2 separate regions of the Homo sapiens genome follow, and region 2 is linked to region 1. The links are chromatin loops, found by intact Hi-C in ENCODE. Cell type or tissue: PC-3. All regions are shown on one strand. Links, peaks and the distances in the headings refer to the core of each region. The heading gives the core; the rest is flanking DNA. Region 1 has its middle 26 kb from the start of KIRREL1. Region 2 overlaps KIRREL1 (kirre like nephrin family adhesion molecule 1).

Region 1 (7,697 bases), core at 4,930-7,429:
CCAGCTACTGAGGAGGCTGAGGTTGGAGAATCGCTTGAACCCGGAGGCGGAGGTTGCAGTGAGCCGAGATCGTGCCACTGCACTCCAGCCTGGGCGACAGAGGGAGGCTCTGTCTCAAAAAATAAATAAATAAAATAAAATAGAAAGAAAATCCCGCCCTGGCAGTTAGGGCAGCGGGTGCCTCCTGCCAGCAGATGGCAGCACCACACCACAGAACCACAAAACCTGATGAGCACTGAGCGGAGAGAAGGGGAGAAGCAACCCAAAGTGTAGGATGTTTGGAGTGGGAGTGCAGAGTTGACAGAGAAGCTGTAACAGGAATGCACAGCAGAAGAGCCAGCAGGGAGACTGCCAGATGCAGGGTCTAGACTCCAGAGTTCCATCCTGGGATGGAGTCTGCAGGATCTGGTCCATCCATGCTAGCATCCAGTCCTTATTTCACCTGCTATTTGGATGACTTTGGACAAGCCATTTCTCTGCCGTGAGCCTTAATTTTCTCACCTGTAAAAGGAAGCTGTCTCATCAGCTCAGGCTGCAGTAACAGAACGCCACAGGCCAGGTGGCTTAAACAACAGAAACTTATTGCCTTATGGTTCTGAAGGCTGGAAGTCCAAGATTAGGGTACCAGCATGTTAGGTTCTGGTTCCTCTCTTCCTGGGTTGCAGGCAGCTGCCTTCCTGTTATGTCCTCACATGGCCTTTCCTTTGTGCGCGTGAAAGGCAAAAGAAGGAGAGAGAGAGTGAGAGAGAGAGAGAGAGATCTGATGTCTATTCTCTTCTTATAAGGACACCAGTCCTGTAAGGATTAAGGCTCTACCCCTATGAGCTCAGTTCACCTTAATTAACTCTTTAAAGGCTCTGTGTCCAAATAGTCACACTGGGGTTAGGGCTTCAACATATAGATTTAGGGAGGACACAATTCAGTCAGTAATAGAAACTCACAAGAATACCTACTTGACAAGGTTGTTATGGGAGCACATAAAAACGTGTGAATAAGGTAACAAACCATATGGCTCTGACCACTCTACGCAGTGATTAGAAACCTGTTTCAAATTCCCTGAGACCTAGGGAAGAACAGAGCACTGTGCTTAGGAACAACCTTGTTTCTATCTTTTCTCATCTCCCAACTCACCTCAGGCAAGCCCAGGCTTTCCCTTCCTGGAATACAAGTTGCTCAGTATCCTATGCTTCTTCTTGACCATTATAGCAAAACTGCTTGAGACTAGACTTTAGGAAGGATTTCCTGGTGGGCAAGACAGTAAATTATCTCCTGTGTCTTCCCATTGGAGATCTAAAAACTCCAATGGGAAGAGGAAGCCATCTTGCTAAATCTTTCTACCATCTGGGCAACAATTGGTATTGATACAAAGGTAGAAGACCTTATTTAACTGGACTAAACCTCAAGAAGTCAAGCTAATCTCCTTAAACTAGAGGTCTGGGAAACACATTTGGAATCTGTAGGGTCTTCCTGGAAGGTTATGGGCAAGTCAGGTGTGGCTTGGGATGGATCTTCAATAAGAGGGTGGGGCTTGGTGCTTGCACCTGGATTTCCTTTCCCCCTTAACTTGACTCCTCTCTGGTGAGCAGGCCCAAATGCACTCCTCCTCCATCCCAACATAAGTGCCTCTCTCCACTTATGGTATCAGTTAGACTCTTGAGGAACCTTAGAGATGTGATCACCTGCTTCCACTGTCTTTGGGGCCTGGGGAACATGTGGGACAGAGAAGAGAGGCCATGGTGTGATGCTGAGGAAGTCAGCCTGACAGCCATCTTCATGAGCATCCTCCTATTATCACCATCATCAACAACAGCCCATGTTCATTTAACTCACTGTGGGAAAGGCTCTGGGCTAACTTTCATGGGACCATGTTCACTGGGGTCTGAGTCCTGGTGCTGAAGGAGCACCTAGTCTAGCCAGGGGAGCCGGCTAATCAATGGCATGTGTAATGTGCTTCATGTGTGCATGGTACTTTGCAAGTTTTCAAGAACTTCATGGAGGTCGTGAACGTAGCTGAAGTAGTGTAAGAAGGCTTCATGCAGAGATGGGCTTTGAGCTGAAAGCTGAATATTAAGTAGCAGTTAGACAAAAGAAGAGAAGGGCAGGCAGGCAGGAGGAGTGCCACGAGCAAATTCTTGGGGAGCGGGGGAGATATGTGAGATATCAGCCCCCGTGGCGCTGCTGAGATAAGTAATGAGTGATAAGACTGGGAAGGAATGGGGACAGTTCCTGGAGGATCTTGAATGTCAGGCTGGGGCATTCAGATTTCCCCACTAGGCCCCGGAGAGCTAGTGAAGCTGGAGTCTGTCCTCGCTCTGCCTGGAGCTAAGACCTAGCATTTTCAGACCATTCTCTTAATACCTATTTCCTTCCCTCACTGTCTCCCCAAAGGTTAGACTGGGGACTAAAATCCTCCTGTGCTGTAACATCAAGCTGACTTAGAGCAGACGGCCTTTCTACTGGGGCCTGCATCCAGAGGCCTCCACTTCCCCTCCCCTCCCCGGCCTTCACATTCCAATTCCCCGGCTGCGAACTCATGTGAGATCATAAGTCACAGTACCATAAACCACTCCAGAGTGTGTAATAAGTGAATTATTTACCAATGACCCTGGCTAAATGTTCACAGGGATAAATGATTAAGCCGCAGATCTGTCAAAAAGTTCCCATAAATAAGTAATTCTGTGCCGCCTTAATGGGCTTTGTAAATTACTCATTCATGCCACTGCTGGATCACTCTCTGGGGTAAATTCCTCACACCTGCTGATTTACTGCTGAGGTCTGCACACGGTGATACAAATTCTGCTAGCCAGCTGGGCAGACACCCCAGGTGCCAACCCACCTGGCTGAGCCCCCAGGGATGAGGATACCAGAAACAAAAAGTCTCCCGCGTCATCTGACAAAAATGTGGGGTCCAAGGTGGGCTGACCTTCTGGGCCACTTGGAGTTTGTCCTGCAGGGCAACACTGCAGTGTCAGAATCCTTCTCCTACAGGCATCCATTCAGTGAGCATGTACTTAGCATGTCCTGTGTCCTAGGCTCTGTGTTAGATGCTTAGACCCCAAAGACACAGAAGTGTGCTCCAATGGGCTTGGTCACGGGAATGAAAGAAGACTGGACATACAGTGTAACTGATGCCATAGCAGAGTGCTACTTGAGCCCACTGGGGGAATATCCAGGACAGCTGGAGAAATTGAGGAGATGGCAAAATATGGGGTTTGAGTTTCACTTTGTGCTAAAAAAGCCTCACTCCAATTCAGTCAAGATGGGCTGAGCCCTGTTGCTATGATAGTGAACAGCCCTACAATTTCAGTGGCTTACAACCACAAAGGTTTATTTCTCATTATGCAATCTGGAGGGTCAGTTGAGGGCTCTGTTCAACCCCATCATCATCCTCCCCCTAGGACCTGGGCTGATAGCACAACATCACCTAGGTTATTGCCAGTCGCTGTGACCAAGGGAAAAGAGAACATGGCAGAGCATAACTTGGTTCCTAAAACTTCTGGCCAGAAGTGACACTTCCACTCACATTTTATTGGCCAGACAAAGTCCCATAGTCATGCTTTAACTCAACTGAGACAGAAAATTCTAACCTGGGGAAAGAGAGAAAAAAAAAAGGATTTGTGAACAATCTTAATGACTACTCCACATGCAAATTCTGGTCCTGTGAATCTAGGAACTGCTGTGGACTGAATGCATGCATTCCCCAAAACTTTATTTGCTGAAGCCCTAATCCCCAATGTAATGGTATTTAGAGGTGGTGCCTTTGGGAGGTGATTAGGTCATAAGGGTGCATCCCTCATGAATGGGATTAGTGCCCTAAAATACACAAAAGAGATTCTCTCTCTCTCTCTCTCTCCACCATGTGAGGACACAGCAAGAGATCCAGCAAGAAGCTCAGAACCCATCTGCTGAAGCACAGAAGAGGGGTTCAGGACCCATCTGTTGAAGCTCAGAGAGTGGCTCAGGACCCCATCTGCTGAAGCTTAGAGAGCGGCTCAGGACCCCATCTTCTGAAGCTCAGAGAGGGGCTCAGGACCCCATCTGCTGAAGCTCAGAGAGGGGCTCAGGATCCCATCTTCTGAAGCTCAGAAGAGCGGCTCAGGACCCCATCTTCTGAAGCTCAGAAGAGCGGCTCAGGACACCATCTTCTGAAGCTCAGAGAGCGGCTCAGGACCCCATCTGCTGAAGCTCAGAGAGCGGCTCAGGACCCCATCTTCTGAAGCTCAGAAGAGCGGCTCAGGACCCCATCTGCTGGCACCCTGATTTTGGACTTTCAGTATCCAAAACTGTGAGAGATACATTTCTGATTTTTAAGCCATCCTGTCTATGGTATTTGTCATAGCAACCCAATCTAACCAAGAATCTAGTGTATATCTGTGGGCAGGTTCCTAAACTTATCTTTCGTTTTCTTCAGCTATGGAACGGGGTAAGAATAATAAGAACAACCTCTTAGAGGATTAAATGTGGTAATCTGTGTAATGCACTGAGCACCATGTCTGGCACATAGTAAGTGCTCAATCGCTCTGTTGGCCTTTGTTATTACCATTATTATTATCATTAGGTGTGACAGCAGCAGTAGTATCCTGTAGAAGTGGACCTCTGAAGTTGAGTATTGAAGAGCAGGTCACACCCACAAACACGTATGCACACTCACCTTTACTGGTTAACCTGGTCTGAGGTAACAACATCCTCTCCAATATCCCCTCTCCATCACCACCACCGACATCTTTAGTCAGAAGCAGGTGGCAGTGATGGACATTGCAGCAGGCCTGAGCTGCCACCATCTTCTCTCTTCTCTACACACATGGAGCGTTTGCCTCGCTCAGGTCACTCACCCACCTCAGGCCTCAGTTACTTCACTACAAAACCGGAGCAATAATACTATTTAATGACCCGAGAGCTGGGCCAGAGAGTCCTTCAACTTCCCCTTCCGTGCCAACGCCTTTGATTCTTTTCTCCAACTGTCATCACCCCCACTCCTTGTAGCCTTCCTGGACCATATCCCTGAACTGGTCCTACATGACTCATGGCCTGGGTTCCAGGTGGCCTGGAAAGAAGGGGAGGAGCTTCAGATGTGGCCTGAGTTTCCTCTGCCTCCCCAGAGGCCAAACAGACATCTGTTCCTGTGGCTGTCACGTCAGCACAAAATGTGTGCCAAGGGAACAGCAGGAAGAAGAGTGTGTAAATCGGCTGGTTTTCTGTGTGTGTTTCAAACTGCCTTGTAGAGGCACAGAGCCATTGTTGGGAGGAGATCCCTGAACGGTTGTTGACCACTGAGGCGCCCACCCTCCTTCATCAGCTTGCACAGGGGACTGTGAGGCTTAATAAGCTGATTGTCATTTAGATTATCAAGGGTACAATTCTGGGCCCACAGGTCACAGCTCTGCCTGCTCTGCCTGAGCAAGCCTGAGGAGGCTGGGAAGCTTTATGTTCCACTCTAGAAAAGAAGACATGATTTCCCATCTTTCATAATCAAACCAACTCATACTTATTCACAGCTTGGCAGGCTTTCAGCACTGTGTGAGCATCAGTCAACTCTTCATTCGATTCATTCCCTGGCAAGCCTCTGCCATGAGCAAGAGGCAGGTCCTAAGACATGTTTACTGTGCAGTCTGTGCCTTCTAGAATCGTACAGACTATTAGGGGAGATAAGACAGAGGTGCTGCAAAAAGATTGTGTAAAACAACAGGTATTGAATGTGGTGAGGGTCAATTGAAAAACAACAGCTCTCTGATGACAATCAGCAGACAAAGAAAAGACTTGTTACATCAGAAGCTTTCCTTACCCACTTTCCAGCCTGGTGGATGTGGTCTTAGCCTTGGATATGGCAGATGCTTTAGAAAGAGGTCAGGGTTCTGACCACTGAATCAGGGTGAACTGGACAGCTATGGAGGTGAGAAGAGTGCAGTAGGAGAGAGTAAGGATGATACTCACCGTGTAGGTCTGTGAGCCAGTTCGACTGTTTCTAGCACATTTATAGAAGCAAGGAGAGCTGGCCTGGTGGGACAGAGCATAAAGATGGGGAAACTGTGAGGCTTTTTGCTCCTCTCTTGTAAGATTTCTGATATTAAAATCAAAACAAATATTCATTGCAAACCTATTTATATGTGTCATGCACTGGGTTAGGGACTTTCATTCTGTTATTTAATTTTCTCCTCACCGCAGCCCTTTGGATATGTTTTACAATTCCTACTTCCCAGATTATTAAATTGAGGCTCAAAGAAGGAAATGATTCATACACTGGTTAAGTGTTGAGCCAGAATATACAGCCAGGTCTTCTAAAACCTGCCTCCAAATTTCCTCCCCTTGACCATCCTCCACTAGGTGGCCATAGTGAGCCACTTGAAACACCAAATCCCATCATATTGTTCCTTAGCCTACAATCCTGCAGTGGCTCCTGGTGTTGCCAGGACAAAGTCAAAACCCTGGGTATGGCATACAAGACCTTCTACATCCAGCTAATTACATTTTCAATCTCATATTCCATCTAATCCCTGCCTCACTGTCTGCACCCAATGATAAGAAATGCTATCATTTATTGAGCATCTACGATGTGCCAGACACTGTCCCAAGCACTTCACGTGAATTGATTTGTTTCCTTCTCATGACAACCCTATGAGGCAGACACTATGATATTCCCCACTTTATGACTGGGGAAACTGATTCACCTAGTGGTTTAGTAATGTGCCCAAGGTCACATATCTTGCAGAGAGTCTGGGAGTCACACCCAGGCAGTTCAGCTCTTGAAAAGAAATGCTGCTCTCTTTGTGATTTCCACACACAACAAGCTGTTTCAAGCTTCCATGATTTGATTTATATTCTCCCTTCTACTTGAAATACCATTCCCTTCTTTCTTCCCCTGGATAAAAATCACTTATCTTTCAAGACTTGGTTTAGGACTTATCTTTTCAAAGTATTTCTGTTAGTCCATTTCACATGGCTGTAAAGGAATGCCTGAGGCTGGGTAATATATAAAGAAAAGAGGCATATTTTGATTCATGGTTCTGCAGGCTGTATAAGAAGCATGTTACTGGCATCTGCTCCTGGTAAGACCCCAGGAACCTTCCAATCATGGTGGAAAGTAAAGGGGAAGTCAGTGTATCACATGGCAAGAGAAGGAGCAAGAGAGAGAGGGGAGATAGTGCCAGGCTTTTTTAAACAACCAGGTCTCATGTGAACTCACAGAGTGAGAACTCACTCATTGCCACAAGGACAGTATCATGCCATTGATGAAGGATCTGCCTTCATGACTGAAACACCTCCCACCAGGCCCACCTTCAACATTATAGGTCACATTTCACCATGAGATTTGGAGGGGACAGAACATCCAAATCATATCTTTCAGACCCTGGCTCCCTAAATTTCATGGTTTTCTCACATTGCAAAATACAACCATCTTTTCCCAATAGTCCCCAAAAGTCTTAGCTCATTCTAGCATCCACTCAATCAAAAGTCCAAAGTCTCATCTGAGACTCAAGGCAGGTTCCTTCTATTTATGAGTCTGTAAAACCAAAAACAACCTATTTACTTCCAAGATACAATGGTGATACCAGTATTGGGTAAACATTCCACTCTGAAAGGGAGATACCAGCCAAAAGAAAGGGACAACAGGCACCATGGAGTCTGAAACCCAGCAGGGCAATCCTTACCTCTTAAAGCTCCAAAACAATCTTTGACTCCATGTCCTGCATCCTGTGCAC
Region 2 (2,500 bases), core at 1-2,500, 50 kb after region 1:
CTAATTGGTCAGCTGCTCTAGGACTTTGAGGAGAAAAGACTCAGAGATGTCCCTTGATTGGAGGAAGGGCGAAAGCAAAAAGTAGCATGGGGCATTATTGAAAGGGTGTCAAGAATGGGACTGCTAGAATGAGGAAGCAAACATAAAGCTGGACACCCAGACAAGGAGGAGCCCTGGAAAAAGAGGGGAAGGGTAAAGAGGGGGCCTCCTTCCCTGGAGGCCATCTGATGAGGGTCGATGGGCCAGTTTGAGAACCATTTGTGGCAAGCGTTTAAATCCCAGGCTGCTTTTTGCCCCAGTACCTGGTATCCAGCCATCGATTGATGTGCTACGAGAGAAGATGAACCAATTTTATTATTAGCCTGAACAAAACATAATTAGGAGGAGAAATTTGCTTCTGCTGTTGCAGTTGCTGCAGCAAAGAAGTTACATAAGGTTCATTCGGATGACTTGGGAACACCTTCCCTACTTCCCTATTCCTGTTCCCGTTTCTCTGGCTTGAACCAAGTAAATAGAGGTCCAGAGCCTCCACTCTGCCCTCTAGAAATTCCCAAGACAGAAATGTGCTCAAGGAGCAGATCTAAGACCCTCAGCCTATAGCGGACACGGAACAAGGGCACAAATCGAATAAGTCAGTGCATTGTCATGATGAACATGTGGACAAAGGCAAGAAAAGGGAGAAGGGACAAGAGAGAGGAGCAGACTGGAGGAGAAGGAATAAAGAGCTGAGGCATAGCTCTGCTCCTGTGATGTTAGAGGAAGGGAAGGTGGAAAAAAAAGGCATTGAATTATTCTCAGACAATTTCAGAAGGACCAGATGGATTCTGGAAGGAATTAACTCTGTTATGTCCTGTACTAGTATCATTACTACACTCTAAGATGGGCAAACGAAAGGATTTGGAGCATTTTGGCAGATACTCTTTGGGTGATTGAGAGGGGGAGGTAGGAGGGCATGGCTGTTGGGGTGACTATATGGGGGTCGCATTTGGGCTGAAAGTTAAGGCCACAGACACATCCCAGGCTGAGCTCCACACTGACCCCCTTAGACTGAGGCTTTCACTCAGGGCACTTAACTTGGGTGGAGGGAGGCAGGAGTGGAAACTCCAGGCCTAATTGCTAGGTCTCTCTCAGCTCTTCCAGGGAGCACGGGGCAGGAAATTCCTCAAATTCCAGGCTTGTAGGATCATTGCTGAGCTTAACCGCAGAGCAAGAGAAAGAGGCAGGAGAGGCAGAGAACTGCCTTCTCTCCATCTTTTTTTCCCTTGCAATTTTAAAGCTGCAGCAAATCAGAAGGGTTTGGAGGGGCTGATGGCTATGAGAGAGGCCCCAAGCATAACACCCCCGACCCCGGTAAAGAAAGTCCCAAGTCTGGGAATCCCAGAGAAATTAGTCCTGAATTGAGTAAGTTTGAAGTCAAAAATAGACTGCTGTGGCCCGGGATAAGCATTTTTCCCAGGGTGAATTTTTTTAGTTCTTCAGAATAGCCAGTGGAAAGGAAGTTGCTTTAGGAGCAAGAACTGTCTTGCTGAAATAAATGATGGCTGTGCAGGGAGCACATTGGAAGGGGTCTTGGGGTGGACAGAATTTCCTTTTGCTCTAAGGGTGAAACCAGTCAGGTCTCTCTCTTTCTGAGCTCTCCTCCCAGAGCACCTGGTCAGGATATCCCAGTCATCACCTCCGGGAAGATGATGTTCCCTGGATAGCCCATACATTTTCTCACCTCCATACCTAGCTAACACTGCTGCATCAGTCCCAATGACCCCACTTCCCATCCTTTACTCTCTGAGATCTGGATTTGCCTTCAAGATGCACCCCCCATGCCACTTTCTTAAGGTAGTCTTCTCAACTCCCCCCAAAGAATGAACTATTATTTTTGGGGGGCTTCCAAAGCAAATTGCTTTGAAATTCCAAAAGATCATACATTCTGTTTTAATCATAGTGGGTTGTTAAGCTCCTGCACTAGACTATAATGCTACTTGTGGATAGGGACTATGATTTGTTTATATCTGTAACTTCCGTCTCTTGCCTCTTTTCCCCAGCATAGAGCAGAATGACTGCCATACAGTAAATCAAAAAAAAAAAAAAAAAAAAAAGCCGTTGAGTGAATATCCCAGTTATTTGAGTGTGGATTATCCACTTGGTAGATCCCTATAATTAATGTTTAACTCAAAGTCTAGTTTCTCTTCCAGCTCAGCTCCTGGTACTATCACGTAATATGTGCTCAGAGAATGCAAACAGTTTTTAAATATTATCTTCAGTACGACATAATTAGGTGCTGCTAAAAATTCATTATCATGCTTTCCAAAGCCAAAAAGAAATAACTTTTGTATTATCCACTCCACTGCTCTTCCTCAGTGGTGTGGATAACTGAGACATAAACGTTTTCATCATAATTGATGATGGGACCACCTTACAGGGCCGCTGGATTTATTGGGTGCCAGGAGGAAGAAGCAGTGGCCCATATCTTCTGTAATTCTTTCTTCTCCAGTTGCTAAGCTCC

Evidence for each region. Peaks named below come from ENCODE experiments on the same cell type or tissue, not always from the same donor. Only the 100,000 strongest peaks of a DNase experiment are listed, where the experiment ranks them.
Region 2: a loop joins it to region 1, with 4 times the contacts of the local background. A loop is called at or near these places in 4 of 110 quality-filtered maps.

The regions. Positions count from the first base shown.
Region 1 is chr1:157,963,624-157,971,320 of GRCh38, forward strand. No RefSeq gene overlaps it. Among named protein-coding and RNA genes, the nearest start is that of KIRREL1, 26 kb to the right of the region's middle. In PC-3, for the core only: a CTCF peak has its summit at 6,323 (motif pointing right); DNase peaks (open chromatin) are centred at 5,058, 5,518 and 6,298; H3K4me3 peaks cover 584 bases; H3K27ac peaks cover 1,271 bases.
Region 2 is chr1:158,018,530-158,021,029 of GRCh38, forward strand. The region is part of intron 1 of KIRREL1 (kirre like nephrin family adhesion molecule 1); the gene reads left to right. Among named protein-coding and RNA genes, the nearest start is that of KIRREL1-IT1, 5.8 kb to the right of the region's middle. RefSeq lists enhancers at 808-1,493, 1,030-1,324. In PC-3, for the core only: no CTCF peak of the experiment used is centred there; a DNase peak (open chromatin) is centred at 1,162; H3K4me3 peaks cover 629 bases; H3K27ac peaks cover 2,108 bases.